Regions from separate parts of the Homo sapiens genome. Here all the other regions are linked to region 2. A link is a loop called in an ENCODE intact Hi-C map of the cell type or tissue named here. Cell type or tissue: heart right ventricle. All regions are shown on one strand.

Region 1 (8,000 bases), 690 kb after region 2:
GCAGCTGTTCTTTATCAAGTTGAATAAGATTCCCCTCTATATCTCTTAGAGTTTCTAATCATAAATATGCATTTAATTTTGTTGCACATTTCTGTTACATACTCTGCTTCAATTAATATAGTCATATGATTTTTCTTTTCTGCCAATCTCTGAATGGGTGTATTTAGACCATTTACTTGAAATGTAATTGTAGGTTCACTAGGGCTTAATTCTTTCCTTGTATTTTCTGTTTTGGAGATGGGCAGCTTTTTTGCTTGCACTCATTGGTTCTTTCAAGTTACTGTTTTCTTGGCCTCCAAATCTAGGATATATGAGGCAAAAAGAAAACCCACGGCACTCATGACAATGTTGTTCCTTTGGTCCGGAGGTCACCAGTAAGTTTAACTTCTTCTCTCCATCTTTTAGAGTTTTATGGATTTTTAAAATACAATTCCAGTGTTTTTACTTGCGCTTAGCAGAAGGAATACGGAAAAGTCAATCTATTATACATTCCTAGAAGCAGAAATTTGATTATTCTTTTTGATGTTGAAAATGCCCGATATTTGGTCAAAGGGAGCATCTTTAAGTGGGATCCTGTCTCCTTTTGATATTCTCTTAGCAGTCTTTGATAGCTTGCTGGCTTTCTGTATAGCAGATTGCTCCAGGCTCATCATCTTACCATCTATGTAAAAGTGTATATATAAGTGTGTTTTAAAACACTACCAATATCGTACTAGCAACACAATTATGAAAACTAATTTAAGGTAGCTTTTTGTATGTTTATTTTGTGCTTTGAGTGTAGCACAAAAATCATTTGTTTTAAATTCTTTTGAAATAATTCCCTTCTGTATAGTTATGTCAAAAATACAAGACATTTTAAGGTTTATTGGTTTTATTTTGCTTCTTAATTTTAGAAATTGCTTTATTTCTATTTTATTTTGGTTTTGTCATTACATGGGATATTATTTAGTTTTGATGTCAAATATACAAAATAAGGCATATTTAAAGACATCTCGCTTTTATCTCTGTTCCCTCCAACAGGTTTGCTCTCCGTTCCACTGATTTGGGTGCTAGTTTCATTGTATTTAAAAAATTTATATAAAATGTGGTTTATTTCTAGATTTTCTATTCTGTTTTAATGTCTTTTGTGCTATTCATGCATCAATCCCCATTGTTTTCCTTGTAAAGGTTTTAAGAACATGTTCTAGTATCTGGTTGAACTAACATAATTTTATTGTTCATTTTCAGAAGAGATTCTATTGCTTGTTGTTTTGCCAAGTAAATTTATAATCAACTTAGCTAGCCTTTGAAATAAATCTAATGGTATTTGGAGAGGTATTATACTAAATTTATAAATTAAATTATGGATATATTTTGAAGATTTATCCAACAAACTTTCCAGAGAGATCCAATGTGAGGTGTAAGAGAACAAGAACAGGTAAAGATAATCCTAAAGCATTTTGCCAGAGGAAATGGAAGGAGAGAGTAGCCAGCCACTGATACAGAGGCAGCTGTGGTAGCAGCAGGATTAGGAGCAGAGTCTGTAAGCTTAATTTAAAGTATGTTAGGTTTCAGAGGCCTATCATATAACTAATTGGAAATGTGGATCAGGCAGTTGGAAACAGAAGGCTGGAATTCAGGGTAAAGGTCAGGGCTGGGGATGTAAAGTTTGGAATCACTGTCAAGAGGTTGATATTTAAAACTACACAACTGGTTGATGTTGCCAAGGGAAGGAGTAATGAAGAGAGACCCGATTCAGGCCAGAAGGACAGCTGTGGTATTCTTGTTCTTGGGAAAGTGAAGTAAGTGATAAACAGCACAAGGAAGCCTGGAACAAGGATGGGTCAAGGCTGAGACTGTGGTTGGCTCAAGACCACCATACACATAGAAAGAAACAGCAGCATAGTAGTCCAAAAAGTGGGGAACAGGAAAACAAAGTCAGAGATGGGTTAACTTGGGAATGCCAAGCCTGAGCAGAAGCAAGGCTCACAAAGGGGGCAGTTTGGGCCTATGTGCCCAGGGGGTATGCACATGTAGCCAGTGTTTTGCACACACAATCTTCTTCAAGAAGAGATGTTCTTGGGTGGCAGTGTCTTGGTGATGATTACATCCTGCAGTGTCTACAGAGATGTTTTTATCAGGATTCTTTGTTACAAATAGTAATTACAATCTCTGACTAACTTAATTATAGGAGGAATCTATTGGAAATATAGGGGAGTTTCATAAAACTGAGAAGATGAGGATGAAGGCTTAGAAAATGGCAAGACCTCTTGAAAATCAATAGCAGGATATATAGCATCTGTGTTATAGGAGATTTGGTAAAGACAACCTCAAGCTGGAGACAGCTACAGCCACCAAGGAAAACCATAACAGCTGTTGGAAACTCACCTCAAACATTCCTCCATCTTTGTATCATTTTATCCAGAATCAGCCCTGAACAGCAATACCTGACTGTGTAGGGAGTGCACTTCTATACTGGCTGTGGTGCTGAGAGGAGAGAGCTCTCACTTTGACTTCCATTATGGAAGGTGTGTGGTACTGCAATCTACCACTAATATGTGCAACAAGGGAACTCTTCAAAAACAAGAACTGAATGCTGGACAGCCAAAAGTTAAATGACAAAATGTTTATCACACATGAATCAAGAATTTGTAGACGTGCGAAATTTTAATCAGGGAACTCTGAGGAACTGAGAAGGGTGAAAAGGAGATAAGCCTGAAGACTAAAGACATAATTTTAATCATAATTTCTCAAAAACAGCAAAGGGTAGGTTCTAGAAAGTGCCAGCTAATAAACTAAGGAGTATTGGTAGCAAAGAATAGGCTGAGTTGAGAAATCCAGGTTGAAAAGAGTCAAGATCAGGAAGGAAGTTGGTCAGACAATATTCTAAAAGAGCTTCTTAAACAGCTGATCTGTTACCAATGAAACATTGTGAAGCACAAGAGTCAATGCATTCAGTTATGGGCTTGTAATTCAAAAAGTTCTTAAAAGCTTGGAAACCTGGGCCAAAACATTCTGGAATAAATGGGACAAACGTAATGGGGCAAATGTGAAATTTTGCATGTGGGTTCGAAAATGCAATTGTTCTTACAGGAGATGGAATTTAGCCTTCGCTCAGAAATTTAATAGTATATGAGACTTGAAAGATCATATATTAATAGTTCAATTGCCTTATTTAACAGGGATATTAACTTGAAGCCCAGAAAACGGGACTTGCCCAAGGATTCACAGCCAAATAGTAGTAAAACCAGAATTAGCACTCAAGTTTGATGACTAACTTCCTTAAAATACTTTAAAATTACCCTAAAATGCCTTTAACCTGACATCCATCCCCAAGGAAATAATTTGAAGCTTACCAGCATGCATTTAATGGGTGCCAATGGTATTCTGCAGCTGCTAAAATATTACCACAAACTTAGCCCGCAATAAAAGAGGCAGAGTGTTCAGAGCTGGAAAAATGGTGCAGCATCTTCTACCCGAGTCAGCCAATCTTGGAGGATTACACTTGTTTCCCTCAATCATATTTAAGGAGGATTCTGGCCAACATAAACTCTAAAAGAGTGAATCCTTAAAGATGGATCCTGAGTGGCGAACTGGGCCTAAATGTAAAATACAACCAAGCAGCCATTTGCTGAAGAAAGGTCACACAGGTACTCAGCATCCCAGGAAAACCCACACACACATAACTTTGGGACTTTCAAAGTTGTCTTTTTCTGTTTATGCTGCCTGAATCAAACTATAGGCTGTGACCTGCATCCACCAATCAGAAGTCAATGAGCATCAATCAATCAGGACTAAGCAAGTGTGCATCCCTCATTTGCATAAGTGGGCCCATGTGGGAACTTTTTCTATAAAACATAACCCTCTCTTTGTTCTCTGGGAATGCATCTTTGTTTTGTACTGAAGTCTTTATCAAATTTTTGGTTTGCAAACTGCACAAAGAAATGAAGTCTCTCTTAACCCAATACTTCTTTCTCAGTAGTCTTGTTAACACTAACTAGGGGGGATCCAGAGGAGGGATGGTGAAGTTTCTGAAACATGACCACAGAAATGGTTGCAGAAAGAGTAGATAGAAAAAAAGCAGCTAAGGGAAGAGATAGTAGCCACCCTCTAATCTATCAGGCATTCTTATGAGAAGAAAGAGACGTTTACTAAGCTGCCCTGACAGCAGAACTAGGGTCATCAGGCACAAGTGATGGAGTAAAGATGTGCCACTACAAGGGAGCATGAGCCCCCTGTCGGTGAAGCCGCAAAAATACAATTTCATCTTCATCCATCAGTGAGGGATGCAGCGGCAAGTAATATAAAGTCCCTTTCAACTCCTAGCTTTTTGTGATTCTATTACTTTCCTAATTCAGACATTATTTTTTTCTACCAGATATTAAGGTCTTTGAAATTAAGCTCATTATAATGTCTCAGAAAGAAGTGACCCTGTCTTACACTCTCTGTGGTGCCCACAGTGCCTAGAACAATGGAAGATACACAGAAAGTGTTTAATCAATACTGGGCGGCTGATACAGCCTTTGATATTCTTTTCTATTCCTCCTCTTCCTCCTGCCACAATCGTTGATCCTGATCCACTAACTGCAGAGCAGCAAAGGGAAAATTGTCACACACACACATGCATGGTATTATAAGGGTATCTTCAAGGAAATAGAAAAAGGATTGAGAAATGGGTTTTAAAAATTTACATACTTGTGCAGGATAATACTTAAACACACACAGTTCTTGGGGAAAAAAGAGCTAATTCTGGCTTCATACCTTTATACACAAGATCACAAACAACAAATCCTGACATTGTGACTGTACTTATCTCTTTTCTCTGCCCCATATTTTTTTTCTATAGCTGTTCTCTTTTAATGTTGAGATGCATGCTATTACAATAAGATGAAAAGAAGTTCAGTTTGAAGGGCTGGGAAGAGAGTGGGTGAGGGCAGATTTATGGCAGAGCTTCTGGCTCAGATGTTGCCTCTAATTCAGACTCCATCTCTTGCTTGACTCCATGTCTGGGTAAGTGACTTCAACGCTAAGCCTCAGTTTCCTCAACTGAAAACCAGAAATAACATTGCTTATCTCAATAGGTTATAAGCAGAATTAACACGAAGTCTACAAAAATCATAGGCACTCATTAAAATTAGTTCCCTTGTAGCCAGGCACAGTGGCTCACGCCTGTAATCCCAGCACTTTGGGAGGCCAAGAGGGGTGGATCACCTGAGGTCAGGAGTTCAAGACTAACCTGGCCAAACTGGTGAAACCCCATCTCTACTATAAATACAAAAATTAGCCAGACATGGTGGTGGGTACCTGTAATCCCAGCTATTCTGGAGGCTGAGGCAGGAGAATCACTTGAACCTGGGAGGCGGAGGTTGCAGTGAGCCGAGATCAGGCCATTGCACTCCAGCCTGGATGACAAAAGTGAAACTCCATCTCAAAAAACAAATTAGTTCCCTTGCATTTGCCCCTGATGCTCCTCCAACTAAGTCATCCTATGACATTTGAAAGCCTTTGCTCTGTAGAATTCTTACTTCCAGTATCACTTGGGAAGTTCTGACCTCGGCTAAGAGTGAAAATTGTGTGTTAATTTACTTGCCATCTTTGTTCAATTGATAGTGATTATCCAGAACAATATTACAAGTGTTTCTAAGCCATCCAAGGCACTTTAGGAAGGAACAAGAAAACTAGAACAGTTATAGTGGGTACCAGAGTAGAAAGTGGCTACAAGAACGCCATATATTTGCCATCTCTGCCTTCAGCATTAAAGATGAAGGAAATCAATGAGGAAAAAATCTGGATCGGAAGTCTGAATTTGCATTTTGATTAATTTATCCCAATTACTTTGGTCTCAGTTTTCATAACTGTAAAATGATCGAGATTTTATAAGATGATGTTGATGATGATGATGATACCTGCCCTATGTGTCTCATCAGAGCACTGAGAATGATAGATGTGTTTGAAAAGCTGGCCATAAGCCAATGCCAGGTACTAGAACCCATCAGATGCATACGCTAAGGCAAACTGAGAGAGTGGAGCCTAGAGAGGAAATCGGAGGATCTAGTGGTGTTAAAGGAAAAGGAAGAGATTCAGTAAGGACAAAGAGGAGGGGACTAAATAGTTTTGCTCACTCGATTTGCCTAGAGACATCCCATAGCAAACGTACCTCTTTAACCTGTGATGTTGAAGAATCACTACAAAATAAAATCAAGGACATTGCAAAGGAAAACACTGTATTACTGCTGAATTAATGGGCTGCTTCTCATTCTTCTCTACACTCACAAAGAGGGAAGCAGGCATGTGAGGGCTGAAGCTTTTGGAACAGTTTATCATCTCCAGGGACTTTGCTTTTCTTGCTTAGAGAACTGGAAGGCCTGAGTGGCAGGCCCTTCCTTTTAAGGGAAGACTGAGAGGTAGGAAAAGCTGCTTCTGATAAATGGTGATAAGGGGTCAATTATTCCAACTATTTCATATTTATTAAGTTCCAGTAACTATGAAGCACCCAGCTGTGGGAGTAGAAAAAGTGAATGGTGATTGCTATAGATGAGGCCTGAGAGATTTTCTGTGAAGGTGAATTAGAGATGCAGGTTTGATGAAGATGGCATTTGGTATAAGGAAACACATCTTAGGCCAAATGGCCTCCTATGAACATGTTGAAGAAAGAGCTCGCCAAGTAAATACAGTGAATCTGAGAAGCGCCCAAAGTGAGAGTGGGCACATGTATGTGTGAGTGAACATGTATGTCTCTGTGTGCAAGGGTGTGTGCAGTGGTGAGGTGGAGTGAAAGCTAGGAGACAAACGTGTAGGTAGGAGGGGAGTGCTCGAGAGAAATGGGAGACTCAGGAAAAACCCCTGAAAGGCTGATTCAAATCTTCCAAACAGGTCACCAGGGATAGCAAGGAAGAGCAGAAGACAAGGACACTAAAGGTACCACAGGCAGTTGCTATTAGTACAGTCTTTGTAATATCATCCATAATAGCTGGTCTGTGATTGATTGATTGATTTTTTTTTTGAGACGGAGTCTTGTTCTGTCACCCAGGCTAGATTGCAGTGGTACGATCTCGGCTCACTGCAACCTCCGCCTCCCGGGTTCAAGCGATTCTCCTGCCTCAGCCTCCTGAGTAGCTGGGATTACAGGTGCACGCCACCACACCTGGCTACTTCTTGTATTTTTAGTAGAGATGGGGTTTCACCATGTTGGCCAGGCTGGTCTCAAACTCCTGACCTCGTGATCCGCCCACCTCGGCCTCCCAAAGTGCTGGGATTACAGGCATGAGCCACCGTACCTGGCCTGATCTGTGATTTGTATTTATTGTCTCTAGCAATCGTTATAATAAATGCCAGCTCTGATTTATTTAAACAGGTAAGCCCTCTCTTGCCCTCCCAGTGTCTGTTCATGTACCACACTTTTCCAGCTCCCTCCTTGGAGTCCTTGGAGAGCTGTTGCTTTTCTCTTACTTCCCCCCACCCCTTTCTATTTCCATCACTCACTAAGTCACATTTTTTTTCCTTTGGCAATTTTTTCTCATTGCTTTTCTATGCTGTCAGGGATTAACTTTGCACAAAGAAAGGTTTAGCCTCAGATGGGCCCCTGGCGGCCCTTTAAACTTATGGCATGTCCTGCCTGATAAGACCTTCTGAGCACAGGGCCAGTGAAACTGCACAGAGAAGCACATCACAAACGTTGTCCTGCCCGGTCTCCTGAACCATCTGCCTGTCTCCTGTCCTCTTCCTTATTTTCCAAAGACCATCACAGACGCCAAGGCTCAAATTAGTTTCTATGAACTCTGATGCATACTGTCATGTATGATGTGCCAGGAATTGTGCATTATCTCACTTAATCCTTGCAAGACCACTGGATGGTAAGTCTTAACAATGCCCACTTTATAGTGGAAAATCTGAGGCTTTGAAAGGTTAAACAATTTGTCTAAAATTACAGCGCATGTGGCAGTCAGGTCTATCCAACCTCAGCATCTGGATTCACAGTTGCTGTGCTGAATAGCCTTACATGAGACTTCTACTTATCTAAA
Region 2 (8,000 bases):
TGCAATCCCATCAATAAGAATCAGCATCCAAGAATTCCATACATTGGCTTCAGTTTCCTTCCAGAAAGAGGATTCAGAGCCACCAAGAATATTTGAAATTAACCTGCTCCCTGAGTTACAAGCTCACCTTGAGGGCTGCCAACACAAGGAAGGTCATATTACACCCTTTCATTTATCAGCCTGGAAAATGGTGCCGTAGAGTCGATTTCATATGCTAAGGGCAGCCTCTGCCCTATGCCAAGAGAAGGAGCTCCCAGGAAATGCCTGACATAAGTCATCCTTGTTAGGGCCACAGAAGAATGACTCGCATGGTGGATCTCAGCATTTGGATTTGCATTAAAATGATGGATTTGTTTTGCCTTGCTGGTACAGCTCACCCCAGCTCCCCAAACTCTCTAGTCTTGGAAAGACATGCATAGTAGCCTGGTGCCCACCAGGAGGGCTTTTCTGGGCAAAAATAATTCATCAGCTCTGGAGCCTGCTGCTGTCTTCCCAACAGATGTCCTCTTTTGTTTGTGTTGCAGTTTGGTTCATGCTACCAATGCTTGATAAAAAGTGTTCTTTAGAAAAGAAAAAATAGAGTGGTAAAAGGGAATTTTGAGATAAAAATGGATTCTATTACAACCTTTCAGTGCCTAATAATAAAAAGATACAATTGCATATAACTTAAAATCATCTATTACACACACACAATTCAACATAATGGAGCTGAAGCTGAGTTTGAGTTCCCCACCACACACACACATACACACACACACACACACACACACACACGGCACAGGGCTTTAAGCATAACAATGAGTGAGGGAAGGTTGATCCTCAGACACATGACACATGTTCATACAGGTGAGGGGCAGCTGGTTGATGATTTTAGGCTCTACTGTCACACAGATGTCAAGATGAAGGCCTTTTGGGCAGAAGACGGGACTCATCTCTCATTAGCATGTGACATAAACTGTACTTGAAGTGTGTATATATTCTGGGCCAGTTCCAATGCAAAGTAAAATGGGTTCAGTATCATTGGTAGAGAACACAGTCTATGAGAGAATTACCAAATGAGCCACATTTAGTTCTTATGACAAGTAGTTAAACAGAGGAGAGCACTGACTGTTTACAAGGCTGAAGCAGGCAAGGCGTGGTGGCTCACAACTGTAATCCCAGAATTATGGGAGGCCAAGCTGGGAGGATCCCTTGAGCCCAGGAGTTTGAGACCAGCCTGGGCAACATAGTTAGACCCTGAATCTACAAAAAATAAAGAAAAAAAATAGCCAGGCGTGATGGTGCATGCCTGTAGTCCCAGCTACTAGGGAGGCTGAGGCAGGAGGATCACCTGAGCCTGGAAGTGGAAGGTTGAGGCTACGGTGAGTCGTGATCGCACAACTGCACTCCTGCCTAGGTGGCAGAGTGAGACCCTGTACTCTGTCTAAAAGTAAATAAAAAGGCTGAAGCAAAGATGATTCTACATGGGGGGATTTCAATGATCTTTTATAGTCTCTAGGCTCTTATGGGGTTAAAATGATTTCTTGGTATCAGACAAGTATTATGACCAGCTCCTGGCAAAATAAGTAACACTTAAGCATAATTATTTGGAGCTATTCAGTTAAAGTGTCTGAGTGTAGCCCTGGTCTTGAAGGGCAGGGCAAGACATGGCATTGAGTTCAATTGTCTCTACTGGCTGTGGGACGGGACAGGAAGCAGAGAAGCCGACAGGTCTGCCATCCAAACATCCAGGGTATGGGGGTTAAATGAATGAATGTCCTGGGGTAGAAGACTATCAACCAGACCCCACCCACACTTCATTCTGAAGAGGAAGTTATTTTGGGAGGTATTAGAGGAGGAAAAATCTGCCTGTGTTTCTGCTCTGCTCAGACAATCACATAAGTGACTCATTTCACTCTCAGTACCAGCTCTGTGGGATAAATGGACATTATGATTGCCATTTTAAAAATGAAGTGCACCCATACTTAAAGAGACACGTTTAGTAAATGATAGAGCTGGAATCTGTTCCCGGGGAAATCTGACTTCCTAACTCATGCTCCCTCCACTTCCCCAGAGGAGGTGAATATGAACCATAACACAGTTACAGCTAACGTGGTAATTAGCAACACTTAGTATCTATAATAGTCTAAGACCATCGCAGGTGTCATCATGTTTAAGCCTAAAACTTCAGCCCAACGAGCTAAACTCTGTTGTTATGCTCACTTTATAAATGAGGGCATTAAGAATTTAAGGGCTAGCCTAAGATGATACAGGTAGTAAGTAGCAGATCACAACCTTAACTCAGGCAATCGGACTCTTAAACTTGCTCTCCAAGGAAAAACATCTTTCTTCAAAGACCCCTAAGGGCCCTCTGAGAGGTTATGGAGCAAGTCTCCATTTCTAGGAAAGTGTGTTGTTCTTGTAGATCCTTGACTCAAATACAAGTAACTCCTACTGGCCATTTCTGCATAACTTCCTGCTCCTTTTCAAACTCAACAGGTTCAAAGTCAAAATCTCCTCCCAACAAAATCTCTACCTCCAAATTCCTAAACTTGATTATGCCGATAGTAAACCGGCGTTGTTTGATTTATTTGTGTGCCAGATGCAGAGCTCACTGTCTGGCCGAGGCAGGTACTCAGATCTTCACTAAATAGATGAATCTGCAATGTTGTTGAGTGTGAATCTTAGCTTTGGTTGGAGTCCAAAGCTAAGAATCAGACTCGGTAACACTGTTCTCACCTGGACTTCAAGTTTTCTTACCACTCTTCTCACCTTTGGTTGTGCTTCCTTTCCAACCCTTTCATCCCTGTGCAGCCTGATAGTATTAGGAAGGAAAACCGGCTTCTACTTTCGCAGTTTATAATTTGTCAGTGACCTCCCATGGTCTTAAGGATAAAATGCAGACAGGACCTAGTGCTTGAGCCTTTTCAGATCCAGCCACTACGTAATTTTCTGGTCTCTTCTCTTGACATCAGCCCCTGTTAAAGTCATAAAAACTTACTTTCAATTCTCAGAAAGCACCTTACTCTTCTGTTCCCTCTTCTTCCATCCATGTGCCTAGATCTATCCATTATGTGCTTAAATGTAGGCTCCTCCAAGAAGTCTCCCATGATCTGATTCTGAGTTCCTACTGTCATCTTGGAGAAACCCAGTCACAGCTTTTGTTGTATGGCATTGCCTGTGGACTTTGCTGTCCCCTCTTCACCTCCCCCCCACCGCCCCACTGCACCAAGACTGTAATATCTTGGAGAACAAAGACAATTTTGTTCACTGCTACATCCTGAGAGCCTAGCATCGTGCCCAAGATGTGGTGGGACTTCCATAAATATGTGTTGAATGGTTGAGATCTTAATTTCTGTTAGAACGGTCTCCTGAGAATGACCTCCTACCCGTTGCCTCAGTAACCTCTTACGCATGGAGAGCAGAGCTGCAGGAAAGCAGGACACACGTGAGTCCAGCCAACTCAGAGCTTCAAGGAGGCGTCCAGGAGAAACCTCCCTCAGCCCCGTTTGCGGTGCCTCCTGGTCGGTAATTTTCCAGAAGCAATTTCTTGTTTCCTCCAAATGGCCTGTAGAGGTCAGAAAAGGGCCTTGTTTTCCAATCACCGACTGTCCTGTCTACATTAGCATTCACCCCGGGTGTCTATAATTAAGCAAGCCTAAGCTGGGCACATAGGAACGGAAATGCATTGACTTTAATAAAACAGAGTGTAAAACAACTTTAGATTGACTCCAGCCTTGTTTATTCTTGCACACTTGTAATTCTGGTTTGGTATATTCCCAGTCAAAGAGACCATTGTCCTGGGAACTGAAGCGTGTCCCTTGCTTCATTGCTGCTGCAGCCTGTCCAAGGAGGCAAGCCGCACCAGGTTGCTGCTACCAGCTCACAGCAATTTTTTTTTAAATTTTTTAAAGAAGAAAAAATAACAGAGAATAACCTGTGAGAACGATGAAAGGAGTTCCTATTGATGTCCTGGACTTTGTGTGTGTGTGTTTGTGTGTGTGTGTGTGAATGTAAGTACATCCAGAGTCCAGAAAAAATATGTAAATAATAAAAATGGATCAGGCACTCTGGTCTTCACCTATTGTGTAATTTAGGAAATGATGGTTTTGTTCTTTAAGTGATTCCGTAGCATATGGAATAGAACATTATAACAGAAGTTGAGAGTCCAAGGTTTAGGCTCTGGCTCGGTTACTTCAATATATGGCTTTGGGCTGACCCTTTCCTCTGGGTCTCAGTTTCTCCATTGGAGGGTGAAGGGCTGGACCACACGAAATCTAACCTCACTTCTATTTCTAATATTCATGAACATGAATGCTGTGCTGGCGGGGCCTGCAGAGAACACCAGCAGGCCCGGGGCTGGCCAGGCCGGTGAAGAGGCAGCGTGAGGTGGCTCACACTAGCGTTCTGTCTCTGCAGGGACCGAGGCCAGGCCTGCACAATGATCTATTCAGAGCACAGAGCAGAGCAGTGCCGTTGATATCCTGCCAATGCCCAGCAGAATAAAAGCTTCCGAAATCAGGGCTAAAAATAAATAATAAAACAAAATGACAACATAAACAGGAAGACCTAAAGGAGGGGGAATGAATTGAGTCAGCAAACTTCAGCTGGGGTGGGGCAGGGAAGAATCTAATTTGTTTTCATCCACATGGTTTGGCCTGCTAGGTGCTGCACTGGTGTTTAAAGTGCTGTTGGAAGGGGGAGTTTGATGCCACCCTGGGAGAAGATAGAGAAGATGGGGGAGAGGCGTGGCTGCTCTCTCAGGCTCGTTTCCTCCCCACTGTGCAGTTGGTCCACCCACTCCTCACTGACTCTTTGTTGGTTGTTCAGAGAGAGTTCTTTCACAGTCCCTCTCCTGTCCCTGGCCTCTGCCTGGGCCTGGGCCAACTGCCCTCATCGACCTTGTCTCTCAGCATTTGGGGCCCAGCTTCCTCCTAGGCTCTTTGCACACACTCAGGATTTCAATCAAAATGACTTTCAAATCTGGTCATTTAGGGGAGGATGTGTGCAAGAGGGTTAGGGAAAGGGAGCTCATTATTACTGAGCACACTGAATGTTCCGGCCACTGTACAGTTACATGCAACATGCAAGGAGACAGACAGCAGTGACCTAGCAGCAGCCACAGGGCAAGTAAACATATGCGGATCACCTCTACAACCTTGTTCCAGGCCTTGTCATTGCGAAGCGTAGAGATTCAAAGCAGTTGGAGACTTCCTTTAGTGAGGCGGTTTCTTGAATTTGGGGATATGCAAATGTCGGGGTGAGGGATGAAAAGCTGCTCTGCTGTGCATTAGATGGTACCAAAGATTCGGGGAGTGGGGCCAGGGGTGTGCACTGGGAGAGAAGGAGAGAGAGAGAAGAGAGAGGATGAGGACTTCCCAGCATGGCTCAAGGCAGGGGAGCAAAGAGGGCCTCAGAGAAGTCCTGACTCATAAAAAAGTGATGTCCAGGATTGAATTTTAAGTTGTTCTCTGTTCTGTGGGATCTCATTTCACTCCATCCCTAGTCCCTCAAATCTCTAGTAAAAGTCCATTACTCCCAAGCAGCTGGGTTCTCATTATATTTTGCATAGATGAAAGGTTCAGTTGTTCATTTTGGATGAAAACATGGGGGAAGCCACCAAAGAGAATTCAGCAGAAGCAAGAAATTTGCAAAGTTCATTTCTAGGAAATTACAGATTCCATTTATTTGGGCAGTTCATGAATATGATGGTAATGATAATAATCAACTTACCATAAACATGAACCAGACCTTGGGCTGAATGTTTACTATTCACAAAACCCCTTTGAGGTAAATAACTATTATGATACCCATTTTACAGACAAAGAAACAAAGTCTGGGAGATAGTTAGCAGCTTGGGCAAAGTGAGTGGTTAGTGGAGAGGCTGCATTTGGGTTTGAACTGAGCTTGCATCCTCTTCCCATTCTCCCCATGGTGTAACACCTCGGAAAAGGAAATGTTCCTAGTGGCAGTGGACATCTCCTCCCTTCATTTTTCCCTTGAGGCAAACTTGCCTTCACACTTTCTTCTTCAAATTCAATTAGAAATGGATCCGTATCATGCCGCTGCACTCCAGCCTGGGCCACAAAGGGAGACCCAGTCTCAAAAAATAAAAAAAAAAAGGAAATGGATCTGTAATTTTCCGAGTCTTATTTTCAGACTTAGTCAAGGCCTGTTTTCTCCCCCACGTACCTATTAATTTAAATTTTGCTCAGCTTCCTTCTCCACATTTCCAGACAAAAATGCTGTGTGACCTTTTACAGAAATCTTACCATGGGCTGATGGTGGTAGTTGATGATGTGTATGGGAAATACGTGAAGCACACTATAAGCTTCCCCTAGCAAATGTTCAGAGCAACATTTTTAAAGATGAACAACATGAATTTCAAACAGTGGTTAAGTAAACATCATAGAGAAATATGTCCCCAACAAAATCGGGTCTGGATTGGGATCAGCAGGATTTCCCTTAAGGTGTCTGCTCTGGTTCAGGAAATGATTCTTCTGGGTCTCTGTCTGTCATGTCCGTGCGTGTTCTGAACAATATCATGTGTTCCCCTGGTGACTCTATTTTTTTCAGAGTACTACTTTGAAGGCTGTGGCATAGTAATGCTAGGGATACCTTGCAGACTTACGCTCAGAGATCTATAATGCACCACATCAATATCAGCTAGTTTCAAGTGATACTCAGTTTACTTTATTAGGAAAGGATCTATACTCTTTAAATCCTAAACTGTTACTGTTCCTCAACTTCACTTGACTTCAACCTAAAAATTAATGCTATAAGTGAGTGGCCCCTTCAACAAGACCGCTTAGCAAAGAGCAACAGGAGAAACACACCTTGGTCCTCTACCTTTTCCTGTCTCTGTTGAAATAGATTTTCCTGTAGTCTGACATAAGTCAGTGATATTCCCGAAAGACAGCCTTACCTGAGCCATGCTTCTCTTTTTCTGAATAGTTTTTTTGTTGTTGTTTTTTGTTTTGCTTTTTTCTCATCTTTAGTGGCTACAAGATGAAAAGACCAGAAACACATGACATTAATTAAGGTAAGGAAAAACAGAGCCCAGCAAGGGAGAATGAATTGACACTGAAATCTCTAGGGCTCATCAATGACTAGCTGCTTAGTTGCCCACTCCCTGTTGAGACACACACACACACACACACACACACACACACACACACACCCGACTACCTAAGGAAAAACTCTTATATGAATGAAGAAAAAACCAGAGCCTTCAAGGACACTAATTTGGTGCCTGTTGCAGAGAGCAGTTTTTGTGGTAAGAGGAAGATTATAAATAGAAGCGACTGCGGCAAGCTCTCTCACGATGTTTTATAATTGGTGTTGTAATACCTTGTGCCAGATGATATGAGAAAGATGGTGTGGCAGGATGTGTCCAGCCTGTAAAGCACTCACAGTGTCTGGAGTCCCAGTGGGGCTGAAATGGGACAAGGGAGAAGGAGTAGGCAGGGGCTGCCTGGCCCACTCTGCCATGGGCCTCAGGAGTAAAGGGCAGGCTCATGGGGGAGGGATATCAGTACCTGTACCTCAGTTTTACATTGCTGGGAAACAAATTACCACCAATTTAGTGCTGTCGAACATTATCTATTTACTGTCTTAGGGTGAGTAAGTCAGAAGCACAGGGAACCTCCGTGGGTTCTCTGTTCAAGAGGCCTCGAAACTGAAACCCAAGCGTCAGTCAGCCTGGACTCCTATCTGGAAGCTCAGGGAAAGAATCTGCTTCCAAGCTCAAACTGTTGTCTGAATTCAGTTCCTTGTGGTAGTAGGCACTGAGCTCCCCATTTCCTAGCCAGCTGTCAGAGGGGCTGTTCTCAGCTCCTACAGTCCGCCTCCATTCCTTGGCCTGTGACATCTCAAAGCCAACAAAGTGGATTTAACCACCACCCCTCCCTGATGCTTTGAATCTCTTTTACTTCTACTAGCCAGAAAAACTCTCTTCTTTTAATAGGCTAGTGTGATTAGGTTAGACCCACCCTGATCATCTATTCTTTGCCTTAAAACCT
Region 3 (8,000 bases), 1.1 Mb after region 2:
GCATTGTTCTTCACAGAATCCCACCTTCAGCTCTTTGGCTGCCATCCTGCCATCTCTACATCCTCCACGAACCTATAAGACAATGAGATCCTCGACGAACTGTGATATTTCAGTGCAGCCATTTTGACAGGGTGCTAGGAGTTGGTGGTTTTGACATAAGGGAAACGTATTAACACAACCTAAAACACAAACCTTCTCACTTCCTTCCTTATTATTCACAAATAAAATGCAGAGCTGGCAACATTCCCCCAGCCATGGCTCATTCTTGCGCCTTGCTTACATCCTCCTTCTCACTCAGGACACTCTGACCCCGAGCTTTGGCAAACTTGCCCATTTGGAGAGGCCCAGAAATAGCACGGAAATCACAGGCAGGGTGAGAATGAGGCTGAGAACCTCTTGTTTATATCACTGTCACAAAAAAGTATTTCTATATGTTCATACCAAAACAACCACAGCAGAATGAGCCATTTGCTGGTTTATTTGTGCTCCTAACACCCAATACAGAACCTAGAACTTAATGGATGCTCAATAAATGTTTACTAAATAAATAAATGTTTTATAATGCACTATTAGTAACTATATTGAAGCACTTCTCAGCTTCTTCAGATATTTTTGATCGGGGGAAAAAGGAAACTACACCAATATCTTATACTGTGCTTCTCATACTTTGATGTGCATCGGAATCACCCAGAGGGCTTATTGAAATGCAGACTGCTGAATCCCATGCCCAGAGTTTCGGATTCAGTGGGTCTGAAGTGAATCCTGAGAATTTGCATTTCTAACAAGTTTCCAGTTAATGCTGATGCTGCTGGTCTGCACACCACACTTGGATAACCCCTGACTTCGAAGAACAACGGTCTTCTGAAATTCCACTACCAGCAGCTGAAACCGTGCACTGGTAAAGACCCACTACCAGCAGCTGAAACCGTGCACTGGTAAAGACCCACTACCAGCAGCTGAAACCGTGCACTGGTAAAGACCCACTACCAGCAGCTGAAACCGTGCACTGGTAAAGACCCACTACCAGCAGCTGAAACCGTGCACTGGTAAAGACCCACTACCAGCAGCTGAAACCGTGCACTGGTAAAGACCCACTACCAGCAGGTGAAACCGTGCACTGGTAAAGACTGTTTAAAATCATACCCGCATCTTCCTCTAGGTCAGAGCGTAACCAGATAACAGAACTGTGGAAAAAAGGAACAGGGTTCCTTCTCTAACCCAGAGCTCTGTGCACAGTGGACCATCGCCAGTGTTGGTGGAAGAAATGCCTGAGGATAAGAAGCCATACACTTGGTGATGCTCTATCAACCAATTTTCCACAGAAACAATGAAATGCAAGAAGAGTCCCAGTGTGCTGTTTGTCAACTGTAAATCGTGTGAAGTTATTTAGAAGTTGAGGAATAGAAATGAATTCCCTTTATGATCTGACAGCATTAAGTAACATGAAAGCAGCCTGGGAATCAAACAGATGCCTAGCTTCAAGTTTCCTTCCTTTTCAATGCCAGTAGGAACTCAGACACCCTTCTAAGAGATCCTTCAAGTGCAGACAACATTTCAGATCATGTACAAAAAATCCTGTAGCAGGGCCTGACTTGGCCAGGCACTGTGGCTCATGCCTATAAATCTAGCACTTTGGGGGACTGAGGTAGGTGGATTGACTGAGCCCAGGTAGCAGGCGTGGTGGTGCGCCTGTAGTCTCAGCTAGTTGGGAGGCTGAGGTGGGAGGACAGATTGAGCCCAGGAGATTGAGGCTGCAGTGAGCCAATATCACACCACTGCACTCCATCCAACTTAGGCGATACAGTGAGACCCTGTCTCAATTTTTTTAAAAAAAGACTTAAGATAGTAACACTGTATCTCACTAGGAAGCCAGTGCAGCAAAGTGGCAGTGCCCCTTGAAAGTTTACTAAAATAACAAAATATCGCTCCAAAGGAAAACAGTGATATCTGAGGCTCTTAGAATTTGTAAAAGTGTTGGAACACGCTACTTGATAAGGATGCCTTCTGGGTTCAACTGCAGAATTCCCCAAAGACACCAAAACCAATTTCTGTGGCAATTACTGCACCTGAGTCAGACAGTTCACTTTTGTCAGACATTCCTTATTAAATGGCCCAAACAAAAAACATCAACTTTGGGGAAAATGAAAAGATTGCATTTCCACTTACAGTTTCAGGAGTGAGAAACATGAGACAACAGCCATTGGTCCTAGACCTGTTCCTTCTTCCAAATCCTTATGCAGTTTAATATCATTGAACTATGTGTTTGGCCCTCAGTTTCCTCATCTACTAAACGAAAAGATAAGTCTCACTGGATCTCTGAGATATTTTTCAGATTAAAAAAACTTCTATGTTCTACAAGGAAGTTAAGTGAATGAGAATTAAAGAGCAGGAAAGGAAAAACTTAGCTTTCAGCCAACTCCTATTGCTGGAATAATTTTGGGTCCAAGATTTGAAGGCAAAAATATAAGCGAGGATCATATTGCAACTGCAACTAACTGGTGATAAAACCAAGACCAGCTAGGACTTGATCTTGGGCTGCCACTTTTCCACCTGCCAAAAAAACAGGCTCTCTCAGGTGCTCAAGGAATAAATGCTTCTTGGATGCTTCCCCGCCTACCTCTCCGGCAACACCGGAGCAGGTTCTTTGCAGGAACACGGTCTCTGATTCCTCTTCTCACCAGCTCCGAGATTTTCTTTTTTATTTTTCCAAAAGCAAAAGTCATTGGTCGATCTATGTTTAGAAATATGCACAACAAATCAAGAAATAAATTCATATGTGAAAGGATAGAAATGTTAGTCTCCAAATCTAGGCAAACTTCCATTTTTATAAGCCTATGAAGACAATATAAATAAATCAGAGGGAGTGGAGCCTGCTGGCAGCAACTGCTAGATCGCTCTCATTTTCTACATAACGTTCCCTGTGCTGAAAGGTATATTCAGTGAGTGTTTCATTTCTCTTCTTTCTGGAACAGGGGTCTCTCTATGTCTGCCTGGAACTGTCCCTAAATTCAGAGAGAATAACTTGCTACTTTGTTTTACCTTTTTTATTACAGTGTTGATAGTTTCTTCACTCCTCTAGTCATCACCTACTTCTGAGAAACAGTGACAAGCGTGATAAACAAAGGCCTGGACTATGTAAGTGCAAATTCTACGAATAAATTCGTAATTATTGTGTCAATAAGCTATGCTATTTAATACATCAACAAGACCTGCTCCCTCCACCCCGGGAGGGAGTCCTTCTCTGGTCACTCACCTCCAGCCCTGCCCCCACCAAACCCTGCCCCCTGTCTGCCTCCTGCTACTGCTACGGTGGCCTGGAAGGCCCTTCCTGTCCATCTCTGCCAGTCCAAGTTTCCCCGCAGCGTCCTAGCTCAAACACTCTCCCCTCTGTGGAGCCTTTACCCAAGCCTCTGCTCCCCTAATTTAAACAAGCCACTGCTCTCTAAGCACACTGGGCCCTTTAGTTGCAGGGTCTCTGTGGCAGGCATCTCATTATGCTCATATCTCCAGAACTGTTTCCTGGCCTGTCTCCCCAGCTGGAGTGTGGACTCCCTCATGCGGGGATGATGCCACTCTGTTCATCTCTCAGCCTCACTGCATTGACTCTGCAGCATAGTAGTTGCTCCAAGATTAGGAGCTCTGTGCAAAAATCATCTTTGTACTCAGTTTTTCTCCTGCACTATGTTTATTCTGGAGTTGGCACTGTAATGAAGAACGAAGGAATGCATCTTGATTGACTGATCGCCAGCTCTACAGCGGCTCCAATGTGAATATAGCCTGGCCACGTATTATGTAGCCATTAAAAATAGTGGCATTGTGAAATAAAGGTCTATGATAGGCTACTAGATGACAAATTCAGATTATGAAACCGTATGCAGAATATGATCTCATTTGTGTGTGCTATACATGTCCATGTTGATGTGTACATGTCTGCGTATGTTATTAGCCTGTGCATATAAGGCAAAATGTCATGCATTCATCACTTGGGGTGGCATTAGGGATGATTCTTATTTTCTTCTTTTCACTTTTCTGGATTTTCCTCAAAATATTTTCAGTGATTGTATATTACTTTGAAACCAGAAACAAATGTTAGGTGTTCTGTCTGTTTTCTAAAGAGACATAGAGAGGCTAACCAGAGCTGTGACCACCATCAAAGGATGAACTACTGAACACATAATCCCAGAGATGCATGGGAAGCCAATGAGGAAGCCCTGAGGATATGTAAGGAGAAGCCATGGACAGTTTTGCTTAAACACCAGGAATTTAAATTTACATCATGAATTGTTCCTAAATGGCCCATCACCTTTTCTTATGAACTTTCTCCTGGACCGTAAGAGTTGCAGCTATTTGGATCACTTTGCTGAAAACAAGATGAAGGAATGGGCTAAGCTGTGTCAGAACTAAGCAGAATGCTATGGCAGGCTCTTCTCCAGCTGGGCACAGCAGGGCACACCCCCTCCCAGGGGCCTCTCATTCAATGCCTCTCACCATTTACATTCCAACACTGTAAGATGATGGATACTTTTAATACAAGAGACCTGTCATTTATTTATTAGCTGGGGACAGGCTTTGCAGCCGGGAAGGATGCATTATAAATCAACTCCTTTCTCAGCCATTAAAAATTAATACAGTTCATAATGTAGAACGTCAGTAATTTCTTTATTAGAGGAGAGTGTCATTTTTTTTTCTTTTCTTCCAGGTTTTGTTTTTACTTCCTCCCTTCTCTGGGGATATTTTTTTTTCTTTCATAAAGACTGGCTGAGTATAAATTATCCCAGGGAAGGGGAATATACCCTTTCAGACAGAGGTTAAAATGGAAGAGACGAAGCTTAAAAAAAAAAAAAAAAAAAAAAAAGCCCCTGACCAAATTCCCCATGGAAATATGGTCTAACTGCATCTTTCAAATTTGCCTCATTAAGCCTCACTTACAACATCCCTTGTTTCTTTCTGATCTACCTTGCACCAAAAATGGGAGGCATTTTAGGTTTCTGATAGACCAGAGGGAAAGAAATATAAGGTGAGTGATTTGGGGTGTGCTGGGAGGTCTCTGATTATTATTTTCTAATGATTGCTCCCTCACAGAGGGGCCTTCATTAGCTTTTCTATTGTCTCCAAGTTAACTTGGCATTCACCAAAAGAAGCATGGATGTTAGAAGCTCAGCCCAAGACCAGGAACCCTTCATACAGCTCCCCCTTTAGACCTAGGATACAAGGATGCAGAAGGAAAAGACGGCACCAGAATATGCCAAAAGGCTGATTAGCTAAGCATCCATGAAGGCTTCCCCTTTGGTTCTTCCCCAGAGTGGCAGCTCCAGGAAAAGTGAAAGCTTGGAGTTAGAAAGAAGACAACTTCTGCTCTTAACTTCAGAGGAAATAAAAGGGAGAATCCAGAACCTGTGATGTCTCCATCTCACCTTAGCAATATTGAGGGGTTTGCAGTGGTTGGTTCAACCAAGCTGACCTTCTCAAGACCTGAACAAAGGAATATATGTGAAGGGAGGGGGGACCATCCCACCCCTAGCCACCCCACCCAGCACATTTTCCTGACTTTGGGGAATAGGGGGAGAGGGGTCACCCAGAGATGAACATCACATCCCAGGCACAGGCTCCCTGTGTTGATGTCTCTGTCAAACCAGCCATGATTTAGTTAAAGCTCCTAAGTAACAAATCCCCACAAATCCCCAAGCACATATTTAAAATCTATTTTCAGAATTACACTGAGCATAATTCAACCAATCAATGAGCCATTAGGAGTTTAATCCCAACACTTCTTCATTACCAGTGGCATGAGGGCTGCTCGACTCAGCAGAATCCAATGCGAAGAGTTGCTATATCACCAGCAATTCTAGGTCTGGGGACAGAAGCTTATACATTGCCTGCTGAGAGGCCCAGCCACAATCTGGGTGACAAATCAAGCTACAGATCCACCAGCGACAGGATAAAAGGAGACTCGGCCAAAAATAGGTCAACTTGGATCCAAGGACTTCTGCTCTTCTCCTTCAAGGGTAGCTCTTGCATCACCACCAATGCCCATCTCTAGCTGGACCCTGCTTCTGGGAGGCCTGCCTCATGGGGATCTGAAGCTCCAAAGAGCCTCCTGGGGTGGACACACGGAGGGGGATGACTACATAGGAGCTAAAGTGCTAGAGAGGAATTGCCTTCTGCTGCCTCACTGGTGAGCACCATGGGTCACCCAAACTGGTATCTGTCTGAAAGTCTCCAAGATCTCCCAAAAGGTGGGGGTGTGGGTGAATTGGAAGTCAGCTGACGGTGGGAGGGGGTATCCCAGGTTAGTAGAAGTGGCATGCTCCTAAACTCTAGAGTTTGAATCCTGGCTCTACCTTTGACCAGTAAATGACCTTGGGCAAGTCCCTTAACTTCCTTGCTTCCCTAGGAAATGCCTAATCTGTAAAGTGGGGAACACTACACTTACATTAAAGCTTGATTTAATGTAGAAAGAATGACTTCATGAAAAGAAGAGGGGGTGGTGGGCTCTGTCATATCACAGTTTTGTCATTTTCTAGCTGCAAGACTTTAGCAAACATTTTAACCATTCCCTGTGCCTCAGTTTCCTCACCTACAAAATGGGGAAAGTAATAGAAGCTACCTCATAGGATTTTTATGAGGATTAAACAATTTATTATTATATTTAAACTGATTTTGGTGCCTAAGATATAAAAAGCACTACGCAGTGTATGATTTTATTATTATTTGAATGTACTTCAAGTTCAGAGCCTGGCCCTTGGTAAGTATTCAGTAAATGTTAATGCATTTCTTTATTTTTTTACTACTCCCCCTTTTCCCCTCTCTTCACCACCTACCTGCTCCCACCTACTCTCCAAAAGCTATGCTCCCAAAGGATCACATAGCAGCTCTGAGGAATTCACACAGCTTGCTCAACCAAGATAGTTGGATCCAGCTAAAACCACAAGCAGAAATGTTTCATCACCCAGGCATACAAGTCTAGCCTTGAACATTAGCAGGACAGTTTACCAGACCAGAACAGTGATGATGACAACAACAAATTACTAGGTTGCTCTCCCTAAGAGGAGAGATACAAGGAGTAAAATGTACACGGTATCAATGTTCTCATCTTCATTCTACCCCCTGTACCCCAAGAGGCACCTGCTTACTCCTAGAGGAGCAGGATGACAGTATTTGCAAGGCTGAAAGCCTAGGTGAGCATTTGCTTTACTCCTGGAGGAGACCTGGGTGGCAGGTACTGTCATTTCTAACAGCCACTTCCTGTTTCTTGCTAACAGAGCCCTGTGATTCTATGGAGACATATGCCCTCCAGGCAACCATATGCCTCAGGGAAAATGAGTTCCATTCCCAGCCCCAGGGGAGAATCTGGAGGAGCTTAAAGTGCTTGGGGGTAATTCCATTCCCCTTAAGAATGACTGGCTTGGGAATAAACATATGACATAATTCTGGCCAATGAAACAGGAAAGACTACTTAGGGGCTTTGGGAAAAGCTTTCTCAGTTTCAACCCACCCACAAGAAAAGACAACCCTGTGGGGCCCCTAGTCCATGTGTTTGGTTGTGATGCCTGGATCTGCTGCAACCATTTTGTAGCCATGAGAGAAGTTAACCTGGTGATATAGCAAAATACAGAAAGGCAGAGGCAGGAGAATCACAAAAAGTAGAGCTAGAGTCCTAATACACTTCATCAGGATCCTTCCCTAGCTGTTTAGCTGAGTTATGTGATGATCAACGTCTTAAGCCAAGTGAGTCAGGATTATCTTGTACTTTCAGTCAAAAGGATCTCAACTGATACAATCAGTGTCTAAAACATGAGAATATGAACAAGACTCAGACATATGTACATTTGTGTCTGAAGATCCTATGTGTAAGTTTGCTAAGAAAAAACAAAAGGGCTGTGCACTCATGTCTAAGGACAAGCAAAAACGAAGTCAAATAAGCAGACAGACATTGAAGCCCTAACTTCGGAGGGGACCGTGCAGGCACAAACATATGAGAACTCAGCGTAAAGCACATG

What was found. Peaks named below come from ENCODE experiments on the same cell type or tissue, not always from the same donor. Only the 100,000 strongest peaks of a DNase experiment are listed, where the experiment ranks them.
Region 1: a loop joins it to region 2, with 3 times the contacts of the local background. A loop is called at or near these places in 14 of 110 quality-filtered maps.
Region 3: it touches region 2 in a loop (7-fold over the local background); 2 of 110 quality-filtered maps call a loop at or near these places.

Annotation. Positions count from the first base shown.
Region 1 is chr15:87,600,854-87,608,853 of GRCh38, forward strand. The region is part of intron 1 of LOC102724465 (a long non-coding RNA gene); the gene reads right to left. Among named protein-coding and RNA genes, the nearest start is that of LINC00052, 28 kb to the left of the region's middle. In heart right ventricle, a CTCF peak has its summit at 4,211; no DNase peak of the experiment used is centred here.
Region 2 is chr15:86,912,455-86,920,454 of GRCh38, forward strand. AGBL1 (AGBL carboxypeptidase 1) reads left to right here. Exons shown (of 23, transcript NM_001386094.1): 23 at 1-3,702. Among named protein-coding and RNA genes, the nearest start is that of AGBL1-AS1, 600 kb to the left of the region's middle. In heart right ventricle, a CTCF peak has its summit at 3,563 (motif pointing right); a DNase peak (open chromatin) is centred at 4,386; H3K27ac peaks cover 1,472 bases.
Region 3 is chr15:88,012,126-88,020,125 of GRCh38, forward strand. The region is part of intron 14 of NTRK3 (neurotrophic receptor tyrosine kinase 3); the gene reads right to left. Among named protein-coding and RNA genes, the nearest start is that of MIR11181, 70 kb to the left of the region's middle. In heart right ventricle, a CTCF peak has its summit at 3,545; DNase peaks (open chromatin) are centred at 289 and 3,296; H3K4me3 peaks cover 940 bases; H3K27ac peaks cover 1,266 bases; H3K27me3 peaks cover 512 bases.